Regions from separate parts of the Mus musculus genome. Here all the other regions are linked to region 3. The links are chromatin loops, found by intact Hi-C in ENCODE. Cell type or tissue: gastrocnemius. All regions are shown on one strand. Region 1 overlaps Plekha5 (pleckstrin homology domain containing, family A member 5). Region 2 has its middle 100 kb from the start of Gm30524. Region 3 overlaps Gm30215 (a long non-coding RNA gene). Region 4 overlaps Plekha5 (pleckstrin homology domain containing, family A member 5). Region 5 overlaps Aebp2 (AE binding protein 2).

Region 1 (5,000 bases), 240 kb before region 3:
TGAAATGTCTTACTGAGCCGCAATAATATATTGAAGTAAAGACTGACTGAATACCTAACGCACCACTAATAAAATGAAAGGTGATACTGAAAAATATTCATGTGAAAGTGTGTGTGTGCACGCACATGTGTACACACATATATACACACAGTGTGTGTTACAAAAGCACATGTGTGGTGGACAGAGAACAGTTTGCAGGGATCAGTTCTCTTTTTCCACTATCTGGATCGCACTGATGGAATTCAGGATGCTGGCAGCAAGCATCTTTACTCTGAGCCGTCTTACCAGGCCATGTAAACGCATTTAATGCTGGACCCACGTGGTGGTGCATGGCTGTGATCCCAGTGTTCAGGAGAAAGAGAAAGAAAGAAAGGCAAAAGAGAGTCGCTGCTAATCCAAGGCCCACCTGGTAGGCACAGCAAATCCATTCAGCCAGCTGGATGATAAAACAGTTTCCGTTTTTTAAAGGGAGAGGTGGCAGGGTGTGTAAGGTGTTTGCTGTAAAAATGTAAGGACAGAGTTCTCAACCCCGGCACCCATCCATGTAAATGTTGTTTGGTATGATGGCCCACCTGTAATCCCAGCATTCAAGAGATAGACATCTGAGGTCCCCCGGGAAAGCTAGCTATCTAGGCCAGCAGAATCAGTGAGCCTTGAGTTCAAGTGAGAGAGACCCTGCCTTGATAAAGAAGGTGGAGAGCAATTAGAGAAGACACCCAATGGCCTCCATATATGTGTGCACATAGCTCTGTACTCTCAACTTACTATATAGGAAATAAAATTAGACCAGTAGCAAGAATAACAGATTTGTAAAAAATGTATACAAGTAACTCACTGGATTTTCACTTATCTCTTCCATTGGTACATTAATTGGAAGATGGCTTTGCTGCAGAAGCCAGTGAAAAGCTGACCTGTGTGGTCAACTTTAATTATATTGTAGGTAAAGTAGATTTTAAAAGTGTGATCTGGGAGTATGGTGATGGAAAAGAAAGTTGATAGAAAAATACTGATTTCTAGTAGTCTCCTATACCATAGTAGCAGAGGTTTGGACCTGGGGGTCCATCTACTGGAAACAAGTTGTAGTTTGGCAGAAAACATCAGCTGGCTGGTCAGTTGTGATCAGCCAGCAGATGGACACACAGAAAGCATCTGAGAGACCTGTGGTAAAAATCAAGAAGAAAAATGTGCTTGTGTGTGGGGTTGCAGTGAGGCCGAAGGACGTGCAAGTAAGACAGTGGCTGAAGTTTGAGGCTGTTGAGGACTTTTGGGTGGCTTTTGTAGTGTGTTCAGTGCACAAGCAGAAGATATGTTTCAGACCAGATTTTCTTAAGGAAGTCAGATCCTGAAGAAACAACTTTCCTTATATCCTGTGGCACTCTTCACTGCTTCTTCAAGGTGTGTGTGATTGAGATGGACCCAGAGTGGGAAAAGTTTTGCCTTGTACCCAGGTGGCTGTGCCTGCATCAGCGTGGTCACAGCGATGCATATCAGCAGGTAGTTGTGAGGCAGTTTAGACAGGAAAAGAGATGAGGCAAATAGGTTTATGCAGCAGTAACCAGGAAGGACCTACTGAGACTAGGTGTAGGAGAAAATATGGAAATATTTCAACACTACGTCTCTGGTGGTGCTGGAGAGATGGTGCAGTGGCTAACGGCACACGCTGCTCTTGAAAAGGACCCAGGTTCAGTTCCCAGCACCTGAGACATGCAGCTTACAGCCTACTGTAGCTCCAGTTTCCAGGTGACCGATCCTGTGGCCTTTCCTGGCCTTTTATGGCTGCCTGCTCACACATGGTACGTATATTTCCATCTACAGCCACACATGCATAAGGTAAGATGAACAAATAAACATTTAGAAACAAAGTCATTGATACCATGTTTACCTTGAGATGATATAGCCCCAAATTCTGAGACTGTGATTTAAATTCTGGACATGGTTCAATAGATAACTATTCTAACTCTCACTTATAATAATGTCTGGCAAATAGCTAACATCTTGACACTGTTAATGCCTGTGCTAAGTCGTCATCATATGATGGTGACATGAGGCTTGTCATCATGTCATGTTTACCTTCAGCATTCCAGTTGTAACTGAAGTATCTCGGCTGCTTGAGGTGGTATCTCACAGATAGCATACTGATAATACAAGAAAGTTAGCAGACCTGGCTGTCTGAGGTCTGAAAATGGCTCTGAAAGCCCAGGCTCTGTTTACTTCACTTTCTTCCTGGCATGCAAAACTTCTCAGCTTCAAGTTTCGGACCTGTGGGTTAGAACCACTCAGCTGGTAAACTACTTTAGCCCCTAGGAATGGAGCCAAGGGATGCTTAGTCTGTGTATAATTGAAAGAAATACTTCAACAGGAAGAAGTGCAAACTCTTACTTCTTACCAGTGAAGATAATTTCACGGTTGTTTTATGTGAGTCATAATATGTCTTGTTTTCAGGTATATATTTCTTTTAAGTTTAGTTTATTGCGTTTGCGTATGTGTGTGTATGGACATGGTGGCCCTAGTCTGAATGTCCAGAGGCCAGCCTTGGGGAGTAGTTCTCATCCTCCACCATGTGGCTCTGTAGAGTCACCTGGGACATCAGGCTTGGACAGACCCCTCACCTGATGAGCTATGTCACAGGCCCCAGAGAGGACCTTCTTTAGCAATTTTACAATGATTGCAAATAAGAGGACTGGTAACGTTTGATGCTATGAAAAGTTGGCATTTTAGTAGCAAGAAGTCAAGCCTTTTAAGCTTTTTAAAAGGTAGCAAACAAATTTGTACTGGTAAGTTATCTCCACCCCGCCCTTCCTTGACGACCAATTAAAGTCCTGAATTGTATTCTTTAGCAGACTGAATGAACATGTAAAATGTCCAGTTCCTTGTTTGGCCAGATGAGGGCGCTGGCTCTTCAGTGTTCTGGAGCTTAGGCTATGGAGCAGATTTGTTTTCTTTATTCAGCCAGTTTCTTGTCTGTCTTACTGCTAGCAAGACAGACAGCTTACAAGCTTTTGACTGTGCTGTGTTTATATAGATTGATCTTTCTCAAAAGAAAACCTTCAGCTTTTTGTATAGAATTTTTAAATATGGAAATTTTAAAATAAGTGATACAATTTAGAGGAACATGATAACTGAAAAATATAAATGTATACTTATTTGTAATTTTGATTATTAATAATAAGTGTTGAAATTTATTGAGAAAAATACCATAGTTAACAACTTTCATTGTAATGACTGTCTACAGCAGTGCATATTGGTTATACTTATCTTGTTACATGTGAGTTTTAAAATCTAAATTATTTCTTTCATAATTCTTGAAATTGGCCATAATTGTGGTCTTGAATTCTCCTTGGAACTTGCCTGCTACATCTCAGTCAAGCCAGTCCAGTCCTGGCTGTTTCACAGTTGACTTTTGAGTCTTTACTAAACTATCATTGCGCTTCAGAACTTGACTTTCAGAAATGGTGTAAACTTGTTTGGTCATCTATGATGGAAGGATAAGAGCTTTACTATGTGAGCCTTTTAAAAAACAATCAAAGGCCAGGCATGGTGGCATACACCGTGTCTCTGCGGACAGGAGGCTGGTACAGGAGAATCTGCGTTTGTTATTAGAGAGACCTTATCTCAAAGAAACCAAAGCCTAGCCAGCCAGCCAGCCAGCAGACCATCAACATTGTGCTTTCCTTTCCCTTTCCCTTTCCCTTCCCCTTCCCCTTCCCCTTCCCCTTCCCCTTTCCCCTTTCCCCTTTCCCCTTTCCCCTTTCCCCTTCCCTTTCCCTTTCCCTTTCCCTTTCCCTTTCCCTTTCCCTTTCCCTTTCCCTTTCCCTTCCCTTCCCTTCTTCTGACAGCAAATAGTCATAGTCTTCATCCCTACCCTGTGAGCTCTTCTTCTGTGTTGGGTCTGAAACCTTAAAGATGTCAGTCCAGCTGTCCAGCCTTGAGAAGTAGCTGCATCTGTGGCCTCTGCGTTCCTCAACAGCCCCTGGACTTTACTCACACCTTCCTTTTACTTAGGCTCTTTTGAATTTGATTAATTGTTATTTGAAGCTACAAGAGTCCCACTTCAGAGGGGAGAGGAGGGGGTAAGAATGTACATGCATACATGCATGCATACATACATACATACACATGCATACATACATACCTACACATGCATACATATGCATACATGCATACATACATACATACATACAAACAAATTTTAAAGTATTCAGTGATTCAGGAATTTATAATCAAACCACCAACTACATAATTGACTCTTTAATGTCATGGTACACAAATGTACATGTAGTGTCCTTATCATTAATTAATTAATCACCATCTTTTGAACAGTTCCTTATTAGAACATAACCTTCTACTGTAAGCAAGGAGGTAGGGCATTTTATAGCAGAGCCTCTTTCACTCTGATATTCCTTTTGAGTCACCAGACTGCATTTTATTTGCAACCTGTCTCCATAGACTTGTGCATGGGTATTGTCAGCCACAAGATCTTAATAACTAGAATCAGACTGGAAACCATAGCAACAAGAGTTGCTGAAAGGCCCCTGAAAATGTATAGTTGTTCAGGCTTCAGTAAGTACTTGTATTAATTTTGTCACTCAGGGTAAGTGTCTAGTTCAGTATAAAGTGACTGGTATTTTAAAGTATAAGTCAAGAAACTATTTCCTGGAAGGTAGCATTAAAAGTAATGGAGCAGCTGGGTAGTGGAGGTGCACACCTTCAGTCCCAGGACACGCGAGGCAAAGGCTGGCAGATCTTTTGAGTCCAAAGCCTGCCTGATCCACAGAGTGAATTCCAGGGCAGCCAGGGCTACACAGAGAAAACCTGTCTTGAAAAAAAACAAAACAAAAAAGGGGGTGGGGGGCGGTGAGCTCAGGTGGGAGTCCCGTGGCTGCTGGACAACTCACCACATTGTGACTTCAGTTGGATAGTTTGGCTCCTGGGCCCCATGTCTGCTCCTACCAGGTACACAATATTGCTGGTTAAATAGAACAAGACAACAGATTATCACC
Region 2 (5,000 bases), 140 kb after region 3:
TGGGCACATATAGGACAGTGGGACCTGTCGCTTACCCCAAGGTCAAACAAGGTGACTCTCAGCCTTGGCTATCCCCCACATGATTAAAAAGGATGCCGTGCAGTCTGTTTATCTCACCTGCAGCTTTTTAAGTTCGTTCTGTTGGTGGTTTTGCTATTTTAAAACACCCATGAGGTCAGTGCTGAGTCCTGACTGGTAACTCCAAAGCTGATAAGTCCTACACAGGAGAAGGCTGCGATGTCCTTTATGGAGTAACCCACGTGTTAGACAAACGTTGATCGGGCAAGAGCTATGACTGTTTGACCTCAACACGAACAGATCAAAGTATAAATTAAGTCAGGCATTTACAAACAGAAAGACACGGGTGCTGGCTTGAGGTTCAGTGGGTCCTAACTCTCTCATCTAACTGACATGGTTCACAGGTCGATGGCTCACAGTTGAAAGTGACCTTTGTAGAATACAATGATGATAGATGAGTAGAATTCTCTGCAGCTAGGCTGCCTGAAAAGAACGGTGGGCATTGTAGTGAAGGGGAAGAAAAAAGTAAGGAGCCAGGTCTGGGAGGATTCAGAGTTAGGCCAAACAGAAGACAGATGTGTATTTAAATCAAGGCCCAAGAGACATGGGGTGGGGCGGGAGGGGGGTGGTGGTAGGAAAGGGTTAGATGCCAGATTTCAGGTGTGCTGGGGGACACTGTCTATTATAAGCTGAGGAGATTGAAACTGATCTCACAAATGGATTTGAAGCAAAGATGTCATGCTGACCTCTAAGAATGGGAAGAAAATGTTCAGGGAAATGGCCCTGGAATGTGGCAGCAAGGACAATTGTCTCCGTGCCACTTGGCTTTAACAGACAGGACTAGGAAAGCCGACCTACCATCAGCTAACAATTGGTGTTGAAGGCTGCAGTGTGAGGAAGGAGCTGGCAGAGGTGGAGGTATCACAGGGAAATGAAGGAAGCACAAGGAGGAGAGGATTTAAAAGAAGAGGGTGACTAAGCAAAGGGCCCATCCCAGAGCTGGTGTAAATCTCAGAGTCTGTGGGTGGTGTGGTTACCATCCTTTGTGTGTATGAAAACACGGCTCTGAGCAGACTGAGCAGTCCCAGGGGTAGCTATGGAAACTGTTAAAAAAAACAATTCCAATAAGTATTTCATGGTCCACCGCTTTTGGGTCTCCATTTAATTTAATAGCCAGAGAAAACTACGTTTCTAAGACCAGAGAGTAGCTGCTCTTTCACTCACTCCACCTCTCCTTACGGTTATGATATAAAGTTTGTCGTTGGCCATTTAGATTCAAATATTCATGTGCATGCACACACATGCATACAGGCATGCACACATGAACACATGCACACTCTTGGTGTCTCGTGCTACTCAATGAATCCTGACAGCATAGTCCGCAGCCAGGATCGAAAAAGAGTGACTGTCTGCCTTGAAATAACCGTGGGCCACAGTTGACTGATTGAGGGTGGCAAGCTCAGATTTCTGGGGTGGGCTGCCTGGAGGTGCTATTTTAATATTTATCTTGTACTACTTCCATTAAAATCAACTTTCAAGAAGAAGTGGAGTGAAGCTACCCATGAGTCACCCCGGCTTTATTTGTAATAAACCTGGATATGTGGGGTTTTAGTTTCAGAAGAATTAGCCATCAAGATAAGTTAGGATGACGTCCATGGTTTTCCTACGTGGCCCAAGGCTTTTCATCTTGAGAAGCTCGGGCATGGCATCTCGGGCTGCACAAGGCACTGGAGGGTCCCCTGGGGACCTGAGCTTTGTCCTATCAAGCTACATCCTCAAACTCAGCTTCAGTTTCCTTAGGAGGGCTGTTCCTTTATTCCTGTTTAGCGACAATCTATGGCCTCTTCGCGTGGCGCCCGAACTTGGCTGTGTGTCCTCATGTAGTTGGCTTCAGTGGTGTTTTTATCTGGGTCTCGTGTTATAACTTGCTTAGCATCCCTAAGTGTGAGTTTTAAAATTATTTATGTGAATAGGTGTTTTGCCTGCGTGTACGCATGTGTACCATTTGTGTGCCCTGTGTCTTTGGAGTCCCCAAATTGGAACTGGAGTTATGCGTGGTTGTGAGACCCCTTGTGATTGCTGGGAATTAAGAGCAGCCTGTGCTCTTAATGGCTTTGCCACCTCTCCAGCGCCACCTAGTGTAGGACTTTCTCAGAGGATTTCCTCAGTTTAATTGTTTGGGAATATTTTTTTCAACCACCAGAGAATCATGGATGCCAAATAACTCAGCTGGTCATTAGCCACCCAGGGCTGCATGTGGGGGAAGGCTGAGTGCGTCCTACTTTTTTATTTGTTAAAGTACTTTTTCTTAATTTTTTATATACTTTGTAGAATAATATCTAATCCTTTGACTAATGGGAAATTATGTCACTGGAGGCATAAAATTGCTCCCCTGAAAGGCGAAGCCTGCGTGAAGTATCACAATTGAGGAATAATTTCAGTTCCAACTGTAAACCCCAACTGTGTGAAGGGCATGGTCTCAGAGATTAAAGGGAGATTTGCAGACCCTGAACAAAGTCCGCCAGGATTGTAAGAAAGGATGATTGGGAAAGAACAAAGAGTAAAGAAGAATATTGGAGGGCCCCTTTGCAGACTAGCTGAAAGGACCTCAGTTCTCTTAAAGCTGGCCACATAGCTTCACATCTACATGAAGACAGCCTTAATCTACTCCCCCAATACACATGCTATCAACCTGAGGAGTGCTTGATGTCTAGGCCGCGTAGGTGCAGTGGGGGACCTGTGAACCATTACCTCCATCCATTGAGGGTCAGAGAACAGAACACTGAAGGATGTCAACTTCATTCTGTCCAGGGCGGTGAGGAAGTGAACAGCAGGCCTGGGTTTTACACGCTGCCGCTGATGGACACTGTATGGGATCAGAGAAAAGGTTCCATTTGAGGGTAACAGATGTGTCTGTGTTCCTCACAAGGATGGAGGCTGAGTCAACCCACAGAGAAAAGAAAGAAAAAGATGGATCATGAACTACCAACCTGGGTAGGCTCAGACACATACATTTGATGGTGCTTACTTCAAAGGCTCGCTCTAGACTTCTACATCAGGGCAGGCAACACTGACAGATTACGTTGATTGTGGACGTCCAACCCTTTCACAACTCATGATTCTGTAACTGCGAGGTTCTGTAGACCACCCCTGGGCTTCGACACAGACTGAATGGCCATAGTGTTTTGAACTCTTCTTTGATGCAGTCACCTGACTCTGGGGCTCCCCAACCTCCCCCTTTGTCCTCTGTCTTACTTTAGCTCTTGGTGTTGTTGGCAGATCAACTTGGTACTCACTTCCTGTTGCTAATCTCTGTCTTGACAGTTTGTGCTTCTGCCAGCTAGGGCCGCCGCCACAGAATACCAGCTGAGTTAGACAGCAGGGATTAATTTTCTCACAGTTCTGAGTGTGGGAAAGCTGGGTTCAGGGTCTTGAAGCTGTACTCATTGGCATCTCTAATGCTGCTTGCTAATGGTGTCCACATGTAGCCGTTCCTATGTGTGAGCATCACGGATGCCCCTCTGTGCCTCTGACTTTCTCTATCTTATACAGTGTTAGTTACATGGTTTCTATGGCCATGACCTTTGCAACTCTTACAAAGGAAAACATTTAATTGGGGCTGGCTTACAGGTTCAGAGGTTTAGTCCATTATCATCATGGTGTGAAGCACGGCATCCTGCAGGCAGACATAGTGCTGGAAAAGGAGCTGGGAGTTCTTGGTTCAGATTGGCAGGCAGTGGGAAGAGAACTGGTTCCCCTAGTGACACACCACCTCCAACAACCCACACCTACCCTAGTAAGGTTGCAATTCCTAATAGTGCCACTCCCTATGGACCTACAGGGACCATTTTTATTCAAACCATTACACCAGGACAGCAGTCAAATTAGATCAGGGTTCACCCAAACAAAAACATTTTTTCCTGAATGACCTGACTTTCCCTTCAAACGCAGTCACATCCTAGGAGAATCTGGGATAAGAGCCCAGCATATGAATGTTTTTGGACAGGGCACAATTTAGCCTATAGCTCTTTGTTTCAAAAGATGTTAAGCCATCTTTGGCTAGTCTGTTCATGGTAGCTCATTTGAAAACATTCTTGTATTCCTGCTGCTGCTGCTAATTAACCTGCATTTTAAAAATTTAGTTCAGGCATCGAGGTAAAGTGCACCAAAACATTTCATTTCAGCAAGTGAAAACAAAAGACTAACTCAGGTTGGGGCGTTGTGAGAGATTTCTTCTTTATTTCAGAGAAGTTACTAATTCTCCAAGGAAAACACGAGCTTTATTTAGGGTTACCCCAGCATTCAGAACAGTGTATAGCATCTCTTTGCTTTGTGTCCTGAGTTCTTTTGCTGGGGAAGAAGTAAAGTTGATCAAAATCTGTTTGGGACAAAAGTCACACTTTAAGACTGTGGTAGGAGAGGGTCAAGATAGAAGAGGAGATACTTTGAAAGGTAATTTAAAATTAATTCGCTTTTCTGGTGGTACTTGTAAACACGTGCTGAGCAGATCTTTTCCAATGAGTGGTCTCTCCAGTCCTGATACATGGCTTTGGAAAAAGATTCAATCACCAATCCTTTTTTTGCTCCGGGGGTAAGGGTGGGGGTGGGGGATGAGGTGGGGTGGGGGTGTTAGTATTTTAATATGTGTTTACATTTTCCATTTCTGCTGTTGAATGACAAACCTAGACCAAAAGGATCCTTTGTATGAGGACTGGCAACAGACAGAAATTAAATCTGTCCTTCCTGTGTTAGATAAAGTCCATAGTTAGGGAAGACAGACACTGCTTCTAAAATGATGGGAAGCAGTTTTAGGAGAGCCACATTTACAAAGGCAACGTTTTCATTAGCCAGCTCATAACTTGAAAGCAACAGTCCTTGCCTAACCTTCTGTGTTTCTCAGCCACCTCTCACCCTTCTCCCCTCCTCCGCTCCCATTTCAAAGCTACCCCTTTGTCCTGCCTTTACCCCTGTATCCTTGAAGC
Region 3 (5,000 bases):
TTGCTTTTGTCCTCTTCCTTCTCAAAAGTCCGTATTTGGCTCCCAACCTCACGTGAATTTAAATGCTCAGGTTTCACGGACTCTTTGGGCCTCTAGTTTCTTTTGATTTGTCAAAGGTCTTACCACGTCCAGCTGCATGCTGCATTCTTGTTAATCTGCCTGTTGGCCTAGGATGAGCTGTGACGTGGAAGGTTTGTAGAGGACAGGCAGGTACTGTCTCCCTCACCCCACGCAGGACTTGCAGTCAACATTCCTGGCTGCTGAGACAAAATGTCTGACAGAAGCAACTCAAGAAAGGCTGGGACTTGTACCTCACAGTTTAAGGGAGCTGGGGAGGGAGAGGACATGCCAGCAGGAGGCTGAGGCAGCTGGTCACCAGCAGTCAGGAACCAGGGATGAAGGCTGGGGTTCTCTTCCTTTCAGCTTCTTGTTCACCCAGGACACAGTCTGTGGATGGTGCAGCTCACATGCACGGTGGATGTTTGCTCCTCTGTCCAACCTCTCTGGGAAACCCTCCGGAGCACACTAGGAGATTTCAAATCCAGTCAAATTGTCAAGATAAACAGTCACACCCTGTACAAGGAGAGAGAGATTAACAAGATAAAAGTCTAAGGACTGTATTTACTGTTTTTGTGATGTAGGAGCCTTCAGACCCAAAGACCCAGGGAGAAGTGGACACTTTGGGATTACATTTGATGAAGAATGGGCAGGTGTGTGGAAATATCGCTGGATGGGTGGTTTACCTCGGGGCAAACACAGTTGACGAGACCTGTCTGCTGAGATTTGCCTTCACTTGAGTTTAAGAAGCCTTTCCTGTGGGAAGTCTCTCCACGGAGATGGCCTCGAAGTGAGGGTGGGGGAGGAGAGACTCAGAATCCTGTTTTGCTCAAGCATAGGAACGCTTTGAGGTTAGTGTTTCATGTACACATTGGTGGAAAGAAAAGGGTTTTTTTCTTCTTTCTACATTGGCATTGCTTTGTAAATGTACGTGCCTTTGGTTTTGAAAGTGCACATCAGAAACAGGGACCTTAACCGCAAAAACATGCACAGGAAACGTCTCTGAAATTGCAGCTTGAAACATCATTACCCTGAAAACGCCGTTTGGGGTGACGGCTTTTAACTTCGCAAGTTTTCTTTGTAACTTAATGATTAATTTCTGCTGTTACCTTATTCTCAACAGCTCTGGCCTAGATCGTTTTGAATTTTGTGGTTAATGAGAATTTTTTTCTTTCACTTGATATATATATGTGTGTGTGTGTGTGTGTGTGTGTGTAGTTGAATTTTAGGCAATGGCTTGAAAAATGACACATATTATCCAGTTTTGGTAAATATAATTCTGGGGGAAACTATATCTGCATGTCCAAAGTTCCTCTGGGTTTCTAGGACACACTATATTGCTTTACATGTTTGTCTAGTTTAAATCTCCTTTCCCCTTCTCCTTCCTCCCTCCTCCCTCCTCCCCCTCGCTCCTCTCTCCCCCTTTCTCCCCCTCTTCTTTATCGTCCTCTTTCCCATCCCTTCTTATTGACAGAGGTTATGCTCTGTTACCCAGCCTGGTCTCAAATTTTTGAGTTCAAGGCTGTGAGAGTGCAAGCAAGTCTGTGTCCTGAGGGAAGCCAGGGCGGTGGCTAACAAAACAACAGCAGCAACAACAACAGCAACAACAACAACAGCAGCAGCAACAACAACACCACAAAACTGCTTAAAAAACAGCAACTCAAGCTAGGCAGAGTGAAACATGGCTATAGACCTAGTGCTGAGGAGGCAGAGGCAGGAGGATCATAAGAGTTTGAGGCAGCCTGGATGACGTGGTGGTAAGTCCAGCTCAGGCCAGCCTGAGCTAGAGTGAGACTGTTTTAAAACAAACAAACAATCAAAAAACCCCCAAAAGTAAGAAACACAAGCAAACCCCAGACAACAATGTACTCCAAGTGCATGTTGGATTGCATGTGTTGACAACATATTTTCCTTCCTGCAGGGACATGCACTACAGATACCCTGCTCAGATCTCTTGGTCAGTAGAAAACTGTACTTCCTAAGAAAGGACATTAAGCCATCTCCATGAGACAAAGGAAGGTTCCCTGCGGTCTGTGATTCCTTCAGCCCATCAGGAATCCTTTGGGGTGGGAGGTGTGTAACCACAGGCGGAGGGCCGCCTTCTAAGGAGGAAAAGCTATGGGTGTTTCTGCTGACCTAAGGCAGCTGGTACCCGGCCTTGGCTAAGTGGTCTCAAGGAATGGGGCTTGCTTCCTTATTAAATTAAGAGCTCAGTTGTCAGGGCTCTGCACAGAGCATGGGGGAGGGGGTCCCCAGGCTTCTCCCTCTGCCCTGGCCGTCACTAATGCAGCAGAGTGGGTCCGAGAGAACTCCAAGGAAGGGCATTCAGGGCTTTGCAGTATGAGACTGTGGAGGTGGTGGGGACAGGGGTTCTCTCCAGGAATCCTCTTCTATGGACCTCAGCATTGTATGGGGCCTGGGATACTTCCTGCGTCAACACTGAAAAGGCCTGTAAGTTAAGGGCTGGAAAGGTAACTCAGTGATGAAGGACACCTACTGTTCTTACAGAGGAACCAAGCTGTGTGGCTCACAGCCACCTGTAATTCTGGCTCTCTGGGGACCACTGCCCTCTTCTGGACCCTGCTAGCACTTACTCCACCTCCAACAGACATGATTAAAAAGAAATTTTTTTTGTATGGGTTTTTTTTTTTTTTTGAGGCAGGGTTTCTCTGTGTTGCCCTGGCTGTCCTGGAACTCACTCTGTAGACCAGCAGGCTGGCCTTGAACTCAGAAATCCACCTGCCTCTGCCTCCAAGTGCTGGGATTAAAGGCATGCGCCATCACGCCAAGCTGAAAATAAATATTTTAAAAAGAGAGAATATGTTCAAGTTTGGGCAACTTTTAGCATACTATCAATTAGTTCATTTTCCCTTTTAATCGAATGCCTTTTGGACATATATTGTCTATTGTGACACAAACACAGGGACAGGCTACCGTACTGTTAGGGCTGCCTAACAGTGAGCTTGGCACACGATTTTGAGGGGTTTCTTTAAAGCAAAGGACATATTGAAATCACCTTAACATCCCTAGGGCCTACTTTACTGACTCTACTTTACCAGAGAGGTCCTAGTTTTCTGGTCCCATAGCCCCCCTCCTACTGTTTGAAGCTCAGGGTTTCCTTCAGACTTGTAAGGTCTGAGTGACTCATGGGTACGCCAAGGACCCAGCCAGGGGCGCACTCTGCATTCAAAACCCAAGGCTCTCAAATGAACCCAGTTTTGTTTAAGCCTGACCAAATAGGTATTGAAAATCGTAGTGGAAGGACGCCTGAGGTTATCAGCCCATTTCCCACCTTATTGAGTTCCTGTCACAGTTGCCTGAAGAATGTCCAATGACTTAATTTAATTCATTTGCTTTCTGAGAACTAGACAGGAAAGAAAATTCCCACCAAAATAAGAACTTCAAACTAAATAGATGTAAGGATTCAAAGGTAGAGCGAGAAATCTGAAATAATCGTGCTGAGACATTGATTTGATGTTATAGAAAGGATCAAATGTTCTGATAAACTCCCTTGTAATTACAAATAATTAAAAAAAAATAGGCTGAAGAAAATTGTGATTTCCAGCTGGGTGGTGGTGGCTCACACCTTTAATCCCAGCACTTGGGAGGCAGAGGCAGGTGGATCTCTGAGTTCAAGGCCAGCCTGGTCTACAAAGTGAGTTCCAGGACAGCCAGGACTATACAGAGAAACCCTGTCTTGGAAAAAAAAAAATCCAACCCCCCCAAACAAACAAACAAACAAACAAAACACAAAAAAGAAAGAAAGAAAAAAAAAGAAAGAAAGAAAGAAAGGAGGGAGGGAGGGAAGGAGGGAGGAAAGAAAGAAAGAAAGAAAGAAAGAAAGAAAGAAAGAAAGAAAGAAAGAAAGAAGAAAAGAAAGAAAGAAAGAAAATCATGATTTCGAAACCAGAAATGACTAGAACACCAGCAGGAATCAGGAAACCCGATCGGTACCTTTAAAATGCCACATAACCTGGGGGAGGGGGAGGGCAGAACGAATAGAGTACTTGCTGCGCACGTTGGAGGGTTTGAGTTCATATCCTCGGAATCCACAGAAAACAGGACTCTCGAGGTAAGGGGCCTGTGTGATCCCAGTTCTCCTACAGTGAGAAGAAGGCAGAGATGGAACTCTGGATGCACTTTGGACCAATGGGCCTGGAGAACACAGTGGGAGACCCTGCCTTAAACAGGGCGGAAGGTGAAGGACTGGCTGTTGAGCCTGCCTGCTGACCACCTTGTACGTACACAGGAACGCCCACGCTCACATACATGAACATACACAAAACAAAAAAAGTCAAATAACCCATTTTACCTGCAGTTCAAGAGCTAATGCATTATCCGTTCTGAACCAGCCCACTGAGATGTCAACGTCGGAGAGATTCCTTATTTCTGTGACCTTGGGTATTGCTGTCATTTGGGACTTTAATGTCCCTTGGAGATCCAGGTGGTTAAAAACTTGGCGAATAGTGGGACACTACAGGAAATGAGACCTGGTGGCAAAATCTCTAGGTCATCTGGAATGTACTTTGGAAGGAGATCACAGGACCTGTGTCTCTTCCATCTCTTTTCTCTCCGAGCCTTGGGAGTGGTTTTGCTTTGTGATACAATCCTGCCTCTCTCTGCCGAAGAACCAGGGCTAACTAGCCACAGAGCAGAATCTCTGACAGTGTGAGCCCCAATGGAGCTTTTCTTGGTATAAGTCACTGTCTTAGTGCTTGCCATGGCGACAGAAAGCTGACTAACACGGTCTCATGGCCGTCCTGATGCATATTCACTTACCTGACAGGTTTGTGGACAGGGTTGAGGATCTTTGGCTAAAGGCGCTTGCTGCCTGACAGCAGCAGTTCAGTACGCGGGACACACAAAGGTGCAAAGAGGACGGAGTCCACACAGTTGTCCTCTAACCTCCACACTGTACGTGAGCCCCTCATCACAATCACATA
Region 4 (5,000 bases), 130 kb before region 3:
TCTAGTCTGTCTGAAGACAGCGCCAGTGTACCCACATCCATGAGATAAATAAATATAAAAAAAGAAGCAGCAGCAGCAGCCACAGCAGGCTCAGTGTGACTGTCAGGCACTACTTCAGCACTGTGCCTGTCTGTATCCAGCCATGATAGTCAGGGACTAACCATCGGAAACTGTAAGCAAGTCCCCAGTCAAGTACTTTCTTTTTAGAAGAGTTTGCCCCCCAAAGCAAGCCACCAGGCAGCATTGGTTCTCACCACCCAGCGCTCAGGAGGCAGAGGTAGGTGGATCTCTGTGAGTTTTGGGTTTGGGGTCAGCCGGAGTTACACAGAGAAACCCTGTCTCAGAAAAAAATAAGATAGGAAGAGTTTGGCTGTGGCCATGGTGTTCCCTCTCTCACAGCAACAGGACATTGTATGTGGACAGTGTGTGCCACATGTGTGGATACCTCAGAGGTCATGGACCCTGGACTTTGTGTAACAGGTGGTTGTGAGCTACTAACGTGTGGTTTTTGGAAGGACAGCAAGCTCTCTTAAGTGCTAAGCTATCATTCCAGCCCCAAGACAAATGGATTTCCCTGCAAGGGTCATATAAGTATAACAGAGTCTTGAAACTGTGTGGTTTTAACTTAAAGCATGATACAAAATGTTTAAATAAGAAAGCATGATACAGAATGTAGGCCAGGTAGTGGTGGCGCACACCTTTAATCCCAGCACTTGGGAGGCAGAGGCAAGAGGATTTCTGAGTTCGAGACCAGCCTGGTCTACAAAGTGAGTTCCAGGACAGCCAGGGCTACACAGAGAAACCCTGTCTTGAAAAACCAAAAAAAAAAAAAAAAAGAAGAAGAAGAAGAAGAAGAAAGTGAATGTACCAGAATAGAGTAAAAGTGGCTGGGATGAAATGTTTGTATTGGAAACACACTTACTTACTTCCGTCAATCAAGTGGGGATTGTTTGTTTTTTTTTTTTTGTTTTGTTTTTTTTAGAATTAATTGTTTTTATTAGGTATTTTCCTCATTTACATTTCCAATGCTATCCAAAAAGTCCCCAACACACTCCCCCCCCCACTCCCCCACCCACCCACTCCCACTCCTTGGCCCTGGCGTTCCCCTGTACTGGGGCATATAAAGTTTGCAAGTCCAATGGGCCTCTCTTTGCAGTGATGGCCGACTAGGCCATCTTTTGATACATATGCAGCTAGAGTCAAGAGCTCCGAGGTACTGGTTAGTTCATAATGTTGTTCCACCTATAGGGTTGCAGATCCCTTTAGCTCCTTGGTTACTTTCTCTAGCTCCTCCATTGAGGGCCCTGTGACCCATCCAATAGCTGACTGTGAGCATCCACTTCTGTGTTTGCTAGGCCCCGGCATAGTCTCACAAGAGACAGCTACATCTGGGTCCTTTCGATAAAATCTTGCTAGTGTATGCAATGGTGTCAGCGTTTGGAAGCTGATTATGGGGGATTGTTTTTTATGTTTTAGAATTTAGGAAGTAGTGCAGGAGCCCTGATCCTCAGAACATGTCCCATGCCTGTCAGTGAACCATGAAACCACAAGTAATACAGTGCCTTCCCTCCCTGTACAGGAAGGTTGGGAGGAGGTGATGGGGCATAAGTGTCCTCAGCTCTGCTCCTGGGCTGCGCACGCCCACGCCTGCAGCAGCAGCTGTAACTGAGCAGCAGTTACACGGTAGTGACTCTTTCTTAAATCCAGCGCTGCTGCTGTGCGAGAGCCTTGTGCATGCAGGACAAATGACTTCCTGCCACTGATCTGCAGCCCACCGTTGGCTTGGCTGTATGTGAAACCAGAGAAAGTGATCTGTAGCCGAGGTAGCCCATGGAGAACTCCTTGGCTTTCCTTCTCTTCTCCCGAGCTCGGGCCAGCCTCCAGGCCTTCCTGCCGTGATGGACATGCACAGCTTTACTGGTTTTTGTTTGTTTGTTTGTTTGGGGGTTTTTTGGGATTTTTTGTTTTGTTTTTTGAGACAGGGTTTCTCTGTATAGCCCTGGCTGTCCTGGAGCTCACTTTGTAGACCAGGCTGGCCTTGAACTCAGAAATCAGCCTACCTCTGCCTCCTGAGTGCTGGGATTAAAGGTGTGCACTACCACGCCTGGCACAGCTTTACTGTTTGCCTCGTGTGTGTTACGCTAAATACCCTGGGACTTAGCCCTCGGCCGCTCTAATTGTTTATTTATGACTAGTAGAACTTATAAGGTTGACGGTTTTCGTAAGTTGTTATTGAGTTAGTTATTTTCCTGTTGCTGTCATAGAAAACCCTAACAAAAAGCAACTTAGTGGAGAAAGGGTTTCTTCTGGCCCTCTGCCTTGGTTCCATCACGGCAGGAAGGCCTGGAGGCTGGCCAGAGCTCGGGAGGGAGAGAACGAGGACGGGCCCAGCTGTAAAGCATCAACGCTCCCACCCAGTGTGGACTGCCTTTATCAAGGCCCCGCCAGCAGACACCCAGGGTTCAAATGCATGAGTCCACGGGCCTGCCCCACGCAAGCACTACAGTGATCTGTCGTCTTTGCTGATAGAGTGAGTCGGCAGGAATTCAACGGGCACAGATTCAAAAGGAGCTCTGGAGAATTCAAGATGTCATGGAGGGGTTGAGCAAACACAAACAGCAAAGAGGCTCTTCAGAAACAGGTGGGTCAGCTCTGCACAGCGGTGTCTAAATGGAAAGATGGCGTTACATTTGCACCTCAATAGAGTCTATCACCAGAAACCAGCCCTCTGAGCCACTGAATGGTACATAACTTAATAAACCAAAAGCAGCAATTCTGGCAGCCACCGCCACACAAACCCTGACCTGAGTGAGTGAAGCTGAAGGGACTTCAGCGACTCTCCCCTTCTGAGTCTTCCTAGTGTGGGGACAAAAACGGAAGTGATCCTACACCCCTTTTTCTCAATTTGCTCCCCCCACTTTTAAAATTTTTTATTTATTTAATGTGAGTGCTCTGCTGCATATACATCTGCAGGCCAGAAGAGGGCATCAGATCTCATTACAGATGGCTGTGAGCCACCATGTGGTTGCTAGGAATTGAACTCAGGACCTCTGGAAAAGCAACCGGTGCTCTTAACCTCTGAGCCATCTCTCCAGCTCTGCTTCCCGGCTACCTTTTAATAAATCTTTTATTTATATTTTGAAAGTTTCATTCATGTATGTGGCATATCAACATATGTCAACATCACCTTCTTGTCTTTTCTTGGTTCTAACCAATGAGTGCAGTTCCTGCTACCATTACCATGGTAACTGATCTTGTTGGCTTTCCCCGCCCCAAATGTAGTAGTAGCTGCCTAAGAGAGATTAACTGCAGGGACTAACTGTGCTTCATGTCGGTGAATGTGTGCTGTATCTGCAGCTCTCTCTGTTACTGTCTGTGAGTCACTCTGTAACAGGCATCGTTCCACCAGGTCCCACAGTGTAAAGAGTTAGTATGTACTCCATTCTAAAGACTACGGCCAGATTGGTCTCATAAAAGATTACTGTGTATGCCAATAATGCGTGAGGAAACCTGTTTCCACATATCCTTTCTTTTCTTATTATTAAGATTTTTAAAAAAACTTTATGTGTGCTGGTGTTCTGCCTCCATGTTCATCTGTGTGACTTGTGCCTGTGGAGGCCAGAAGGCAGCAGAGCCCCTGGAACTGTTAAAGGCCGTTGTGCGCCTCCAGCTGAGAATCAGTCAGCCATCTTTCCAGCCTGAAATACCATCTTTTAATTTTAGTATTTAGAGCCAGATGTTGGTGGTAGTATAGACCTTAAATCCTTGCACTCTGGAGGCAGAGGCAGGCAGATCCCTGAGTTTGAGGCCAGCCTAGTGTACAATGCAAGTTCCAGGCAGCCAGGGCTACACAGAGAAACCTTGCCCCTCCCCCCCCCCCCCCCGCCCCCAAAAAAGAAAAGAAACGGAAGGCTTCACCACATATGATAGCTAACACCACAGTCCTAGCACTAGGGAGGTTGAGGCCAGGGGGTTGCCTTGTGTCTGAGGCCAGCCTCAGTTACTGGCAGGGAAGATTAACTCCATTTCTGAAAGCAGGCAATGGGTAGGGATAGAGCGGAGAAGACTTCATCTAAAATAAGTAGAACCAGGCTGGCCTGGTGGGACAGCTCAGTGGGTAAGGACATTGGCTGCAATACTGGAGACCTGGGTTTGATCCCTGAGACCCACAAGGTGGAAGGACAGAGCCCACTAGTACAAGCTGTCCTCTGCCTTCTATCTACATGAGCACTTGGCACGTGTGCATGCACATGCTCATAAAATAAAAACATCGAATTTCAATTATTTTTTTAAATTTATTTATTTATTGTGTATAAGTAAACTGTAGCTGTCTTCAGACACACCAGAAGAGGGCATCAGATCTCATTACAGATGGTTGTGAGCCACCATGTAGTTGCTGGGATTTGAACTCAGGACCTCTGGAAGAACAGTCAGTGTTCTTAACCTCTGAGCCATCTCTCCAGGCCAGAGTTTAAATCCTTAAGTAAAGTAAGCTAACTGAAATCATGCTTGCTGTGGATTTAGAAAGTTGTTCTTGTTGATCAGTGGGGCACATGCCTTCAATCCCAGCACTCAGGAGGCAGAGGCAGGGGGATCTCTGTGAGTTCCAGGACAGCCAGGGCAGTTACACAGAGAAAAATCCTGTCTTGAAGAAGAAAACAACCAAAAAAAAGAAAAGAAGAAAGGAAAGTGTTCTTACATAAGCAGTGATGTTTTCTAATTTTCCCAGTAGGTCTGGCAGGATCAAAGCCTTTCTCATCAGTTAAGTACAAGAGCGAGGTAAGTTGGGCTTGGTTTTCTACCTAACTTGAGATATTAACAAGTGAGATAAAAGTAGTTACATCTCCTCTGTTCCAGCCTGCCCGGGTGGCGGTGCCTGTAACCCAGTGCTCGGGAGGCTGAGACACGAGGAAGCAAGTTTGCCTGGGCTGCATAGCAAGACTGTCTCAGGAGAAAAAAAATGTTTTTTAAATAAATATATCTAGGTCATTTTAACCTTA
Region 5 (5,000 bases), 63 kb before region 3:
TTAAAGCTGCAGTCTTCTGTGCTTGCAAAGCACACGGTTGACATCTTCTAAACTGCCTTTAACCTTTCAGCGCGGCCACACGATTTCTTCGATGCACAAACACTGGATGCCATAAGACATCGAGCCATCTGCTTTAACCTCTCTGCTCACATAGAAAGTCTAGGGAAGGGACACAGTGTTGTTTTCCACAGTACTGTAAGTATTCTGTTTTTCTTTCAAATTAGATAGAACGGCAAAGTATACACTGGCTTCACATTTATACACTGATCAAAATTTAGGAGGCTTTGTTAAAGTCACAGCTTTGTTCATATGTTAGTATATATATGCCTGTGATATGTTAGTATATGCCTGTGATATGTTAGTATATATATGCCTGTGATATGTTAGTATATATATGCCTGTGAATCCTGGCACTCTGCACATGAAGCCCGGGCATCTTTAGGTTCAAGCTTTCCCGGGCTAGAGTGACTGTAAGGCCGCCTGGGCAACGTAGTTGCTGAAAATGAAGAGTAAGGGTGGAACTTAGTGATAGAGTAATTGCCTACCTAGCATAATGGAGGCTGTGGGGTCAATCTTCAACCTCTAGTACCAAAAGCCAAAAAAAGTATTTGGGTGGGGCTAGTGTGGGGGTGTGAACATATCATCAATATCATGAAGGAGGACTTTTTTTTTTTAAAGATTTTTTATTTATTATTATAGTAAGTACACTGTAGCTGTCTTCAGACACACCAGAAGAGGGAGTCAGATCTTGTTACGGATGGTTGTGAGCCACCATGTGGTTGCTGGGATTTGAACTCTGGACCTTCGGAAGAGCAGTCGGGTGCTCTTACCCACTGAGCCATCTCACCAGCCCAGAAGGAGGACATTTTTAATTGTGTTTTGTTTCATAGGTATAACCTCAGTTTTCTAGAACCGTGGCTGGCCAGCACATTGTGGAGAGTCACTATTTCTTGGGGCTAGGTTTTCAACCCAGAACAAGCAGAATATCAGCTTAGAAACAAAAAACAGTAAAATCAGTTGGTTAGCAAGGAACAAATTTATTGGCCATTCTTTTTTTTTTTTTTTAAGATTTATTTATTTATTTATTTATTATATGTAAGTACACTGTAGCTGTCTTCAGATGCATCAGAAGAGGGCATCAGATCTCATTACAGATGGTTGTGAGCCACCATGTGGTTGCTGGGATTTGAACTTCGGACCTTCGGAAGAGCAGTCGGGTGCTCTTACCCACTGAGCCATCTCACCAGCCCCCTTGGCCATTCTTTTTAAAAAGTATTATTAACTTATGTGCATGTGTATGCCTGCCTGCGAGTTGCCACGTGGTTGCTGGTATCCAAACTCTCCAAGGATTCTCTTTAAGGGCAGCAAGTACTCTTGACTACCACGTCTGTCTCTAGCCTTTTTCTAGTTATTTTTAAAGTGTGTGTGTGTGTTAGTGTTAGGGTTAGCACATGCATGTCCCCATTGTTTAGTGTTTGTTTTATTGGGTTTTTTTTGTTTGTTTTGTTCTTGTTTTTTTGAGACAGGGTTTCTCTGTGTAGCCCTGGCTGTCCTGGAACTCACTCTGTAGACCAGGCTGGCCTCGAACTCAGAAATCCGCCTGCCTCTGCCTCCCGAGTGCTGGGATTAAAGGCGTGCGCCACCACGCCCGGCTCTGGGTTTTTAAAAAAATGTATTTTGTGTGTAAATACTTCCAACTAAAATATCCCCATCATTTGATGATGGAACACTTAGGAGAATATATAAGGCTAAGGGCCTGGGCAGATTAGGACATACTGTGTATGTTGTGTGGGTAATAACCAAGGATGAGTGATTGAACCCTTAAGTACACTAGTGTGAGTGCCTGCACTGACATGGAGTGAGTGCATGCTGAGGGACCTTGCCGTGGGGGTGGGGTGGGGGTGGGGGTCATGTGAAACGTGGGGGGGTGGGACATCCTTGTGAGCTAGAGAGGAATCAGCCAGCTGAGCAAGTTGTCATGGCTGTGGTGAATACCATTCTATGTTGAGTAGAATCAACCTTTATAGAATAACGTTTGAGGCAGTCTACAAAGCTACCTTCAAACTCCTGCCTCAGCTTCTTGAGGCCTGGGATTGTAGATACACAGCACCACATACATTCCCTGCTAAAATGGCAGAAATGCTTAATACAAACTGTAACTGTAAGTGTCCCTGTTAGTAACTGTCATGAACTACTTGAAACTGTCTACATGTGCTAATGTGTGCCTTCAGTGAAGTTTTCTCCAGAAGAGGTCAGCAGAACCACACATCTGGTTGTGATGCTGTGTTGGCCTGAGTTGTTCTGCATTTGTTGTTGTAACTCCAGACCTACTTTTGCATTTTTCCATTAATTGCCAAGTCTAATGCTAATGCAATCATATAACTACAGGCTTCCATAGGAAAGAATTGGTTTTCTTTATAAAGTTCTATTATTAGTTGTGATATGTTTTGAGAACAATATAACAATATTTATTTGGACATCTCTTTTTTTTAAAAGAGATTTATTTATTATTTTATCTAAGTACACTGTAGCTGTCTTCAGATGCACCAGAAAAGGGCGTCAGATCTCATTATGGATGGTTGTGAGCCACCATGTGGTTGCTGGGACTTGAACTCAGGACCTTTGGTAGATCCGTTCTCCCAAGTCAGACTCAGCCCTTGAAGAAAGTGCTTATGACTGCTCGGCCATCCTGACAGCCATTAGTTGCTTTAGTTTTTTTTTGTTTTGTTTTTTTTTTTTTTTTTAAATTTATGAGTGTGTGTGGGTACCTTGGCAATTTCAGTGTTGTGGGAAGAGGTTGACATGTGCAAAGAAGAAAGGATAAGATGTTGTGGTGGCAGTGCCTTTCCTGGTAGGCATGACCATGTCAATTTAAGAGTATAGACGAGTGGTGTTTTATAGTTTTCTGTCTTTCTTTTTGTACTGTTACTAGGTAATAGCGAAGAGAAAGGAGGAATCTGGAAAGATAAAGCTTTTGCTTCATTGGATGCCGGAAGACATGTGAGTGTTTGACAGTGTGGGAAAGCAAAACGTTTACTTTTAAAATTGTGAGTGTAAACATTACTTAACTTTCAGAATGTACTGTGCTTTGAGGCTGTCAAGTTGACAGCTGAGCTGAGTTTTTTATACTTTGTGCTCAACTGCACTGTGTCTGGTGAGGACCGAGAGAGAGGACTCTGCCCGCCAGTCAGTGTGTGTGATGTCAGGGCAGCTTGACAGACAGCAGCTGGAGGAGGAGTCAGTGTGTGTGATGTCAGAGTGTGTGGAGAGGAGTCAGTGTGTGTGATGTCAGGGCAGCTTGACAGACAGCAGCTGGAGGAGGTTCTGGGCCTGGGAGCCTCTGGTCTCCCGAGCGAGCCATGGCTTTCTTGGCCAGGTTATGAAGTCATCGTGATCACTTTTGTGGACTGGTCTTCGGTTAGAAAGCTGCTACCACATGGAGACTTTTTGCCTCTCCATGTCACCCACTGTCTGTGAGCTCATGGTCTTTATTAATGCTGAGTTTTGAGCAGGCAGTTTTGATTTTTTTTTTTTTTCAACACCCAACACACGGCACATCATACTGTCCAGATGCCCTCATTTGGCCTTCAAGGCACCAGGCATATTCGTGACACACATGCATGCAGGCATATACTCATAAAATAGAATAAACATTTAAAAAATGTCAAATTTCAATGTCATCATAATCCTACTGTTATGGAAATTGAACAATACAGATATTAAAGGGCTTTGACTCTTGTAGGATTAAATACTCTTAAATTTAGATTTTGGTCACACATACATGCCTTTTCTCCTTTCCTTCCTTTTCCAATACCTTTTCTTTTTCGGCTCAGTCTTATGAAAGATCTCTCCTTGACAGAAACAAAGTGTTAGATTTTCTTTGATTTAGTTGGAAGCCAGACTGTACAAATTTCTAGTCCATCCTATACCCCAAATGCTACCCACTGAATGTGTGCTGCTCCCTGTGTGGTCTGCCATACCTGTCTTTGCAGAAGCGCATAGGTGTCTCTGTCAGAGAATCAGAAAAGTAAAGACACAGGGACAGTGCGTCTAGGATAACTATAAATTGTTGGCTTTTCTTTTTTAATTCATAGTCTGCCAGATGTATGGGTGAATGAGAGTGAACGACATCAGTTAAAAACGAAAGTAGTTCATTTATCAAAGCTACCCAAAGATACTGCCTTGCTGTTGGACCCAAACATTTACAGGTAATTTACTTTGTGACAATATACTTTTCCTTTCGTAATTGTTATTTTGATCTTTCTAAATTTTGGGTGAGTTGAAATTTATTTTTCAGTAGAGATGAAATATAATCTTTATCTAAAATGCTGGATTTTGTCTTGATTTTGCCTAGACATGATTAATTGAACATCTTTCATCAGAGCATTCAGAACCATGTTGCTCTAAAGGCTTCAGAACATAGATTTCTGGGCTTGGGACAAGCAACTTGTGCTAGATATTTCTTTCCAATAGCTTTCTTGGGTGGTGCATGGGTTGTGGGGCTGTGTCATCAGTGCTGCCTCACTGCCTCTGTGTCAGACTCTGTGGGCCTGGAAAGAAATGGAGTGTGTTGTGTATGCCCGGTACTCCACTCACATTCTCCCCAGACTGAGCCCAAGAGAGGTTTAAGTAGCTTTGTGCTTGTTAACTATTTCCTAGTCTCAATTCTTTTATTTTTCTTGTTTGTTTTTTCAAGACAGGGTTTCTCTGTGTAGCCCTGGCTGTCCTGGAACTCACTCTGTAGACCAGACTGGCCTCGGACTTAGAAATTCTCCTGCCTCTGCCTCCCAAGTGCTGGGATTAAAGGTGTGCGCCATCACTGCCTGGCCCTAGTCTCATTTCTCAGCTTCTCTGACCTGGCAGTTTCAGACTGTGGTTCAAAGAAGTTCTCGGAAGTTCAAAAAAAATTCTTGGGAATTTTTCTTAGCTGATATACAACAATAGCAGCCTCTCTGGGACTACTCTCTCTGCATATATCATAACTGCAGTAGGGTGTTCAT

What was found. Hi-C counts contacts between places; a loop is a spot of excess contacts. Peaks named below come from ENCODE experiments on the same cell type or tissue, not always from the same donor. Only the 100,000 strongest peaks of a DNase experiment are listed, where the experiment ranks them.
Region 1: a loop joins it to region 3, with 2.6 times the contacts of the local background. A loop is called at or near these places in 13 of 42 quality-filtered maps.
Region 2: it touches region 3 in a loop (2.5-fold over the local background); 13 of 42 quality-filtered maps call a loop at or near these places.
Region 4: a loop joins it to region 3, with 2.6 times the contacts of the local background. A loop is called at or near these places in 3 of 42 quality-filtered maps.
Region 5: it touches region 3 in a loop (2.6-fold over the local background); 8 of 42 quality-filtered maps call a loop at or near these places.

Annotation. Positions count from the first base shown.
Region 1 is chr6:140,469,666-140,474,665 of GRCm38, forward strand. All of the region lies in intron 3 of Plekha5 (pleckstrin homology domain containing, family A member 5), which reads left to right. Among named protein-coding and RNA genes, the nearest start is that of Plekha5, 48 kb to the left of the region's middle. In gastrocnemius, a CTCF peak has its summit at 2,883 (motif pointing right); DNase peaks (open chromatin) are centred at 336 and 2,875.
Region 2 is chr6:140,851,559-140,856,558 of GRCm38, forward strand. No RefSeq gene overlaps it. Among named protein-coding and RNA genes, the nearest start is that of Gm30524, 100 kb to the right of the region's middle. In gastrocnemius, a CTCF peak has its summit at 2,148 (motif pointing left); a DNase peak (open chromatin) is centred at 2,150.
Region 3 is chr6:140,707,293-140,712,292 of GRCm38, forward strand. All of the region lies in intron 4 of Gm30215 (a long non-coding RNA gene), which reads left to right. Among named protein-coding and RNA genes, the nearest start is that of Gm30215, 30 kb to the left of the region's middle. In gastrocnemius, no CTCF peak of the experiment used is centred here; a DNase peak (open chromatin) is centred at 2,607; H3K4me3 peaks cover 314 bases; H3K27ac peaks cover 364 bases.
Region 4 is chr6:140,574,698-140,579,697 of GRCm38, forward strand. It overlaps Plekha5 (pleckstrin homology domain containing, family A member 5), which reads left to right. Exons shown (of 31, transcript NM_144920.3): 22 at 2,530-2,641; 23 at 4,733-4,779. Among named protein-coding and RNA genes, the nearest start is that of Aebp2, 46 kb to the right of the region's middle. In gastrocnemius, a CTCF peak has its summit at 2,966 (motif pointing right); a DNase peak (open chromatin) is centred at 2,373.
Region 5 is chr6:140,643,878-140,648,877 of GRCm38, forward strand. It overlaps Aebp2 (AE binding protein 2), which reads left to right. Exons shown (of 8, transcript NM_001005605.2): 5 at 71-195; 6 at 2,933-3,000; 7 at 4,095-4,208. Among named protein-coding and RNA genes, the nearest start is that of Aebp2, 23 kb to the left of the region's middle. In gastrocnemius, a CTCF peak has its summit at 2,243 (motif pointing right); no DNase peak of the experiment used is centred here.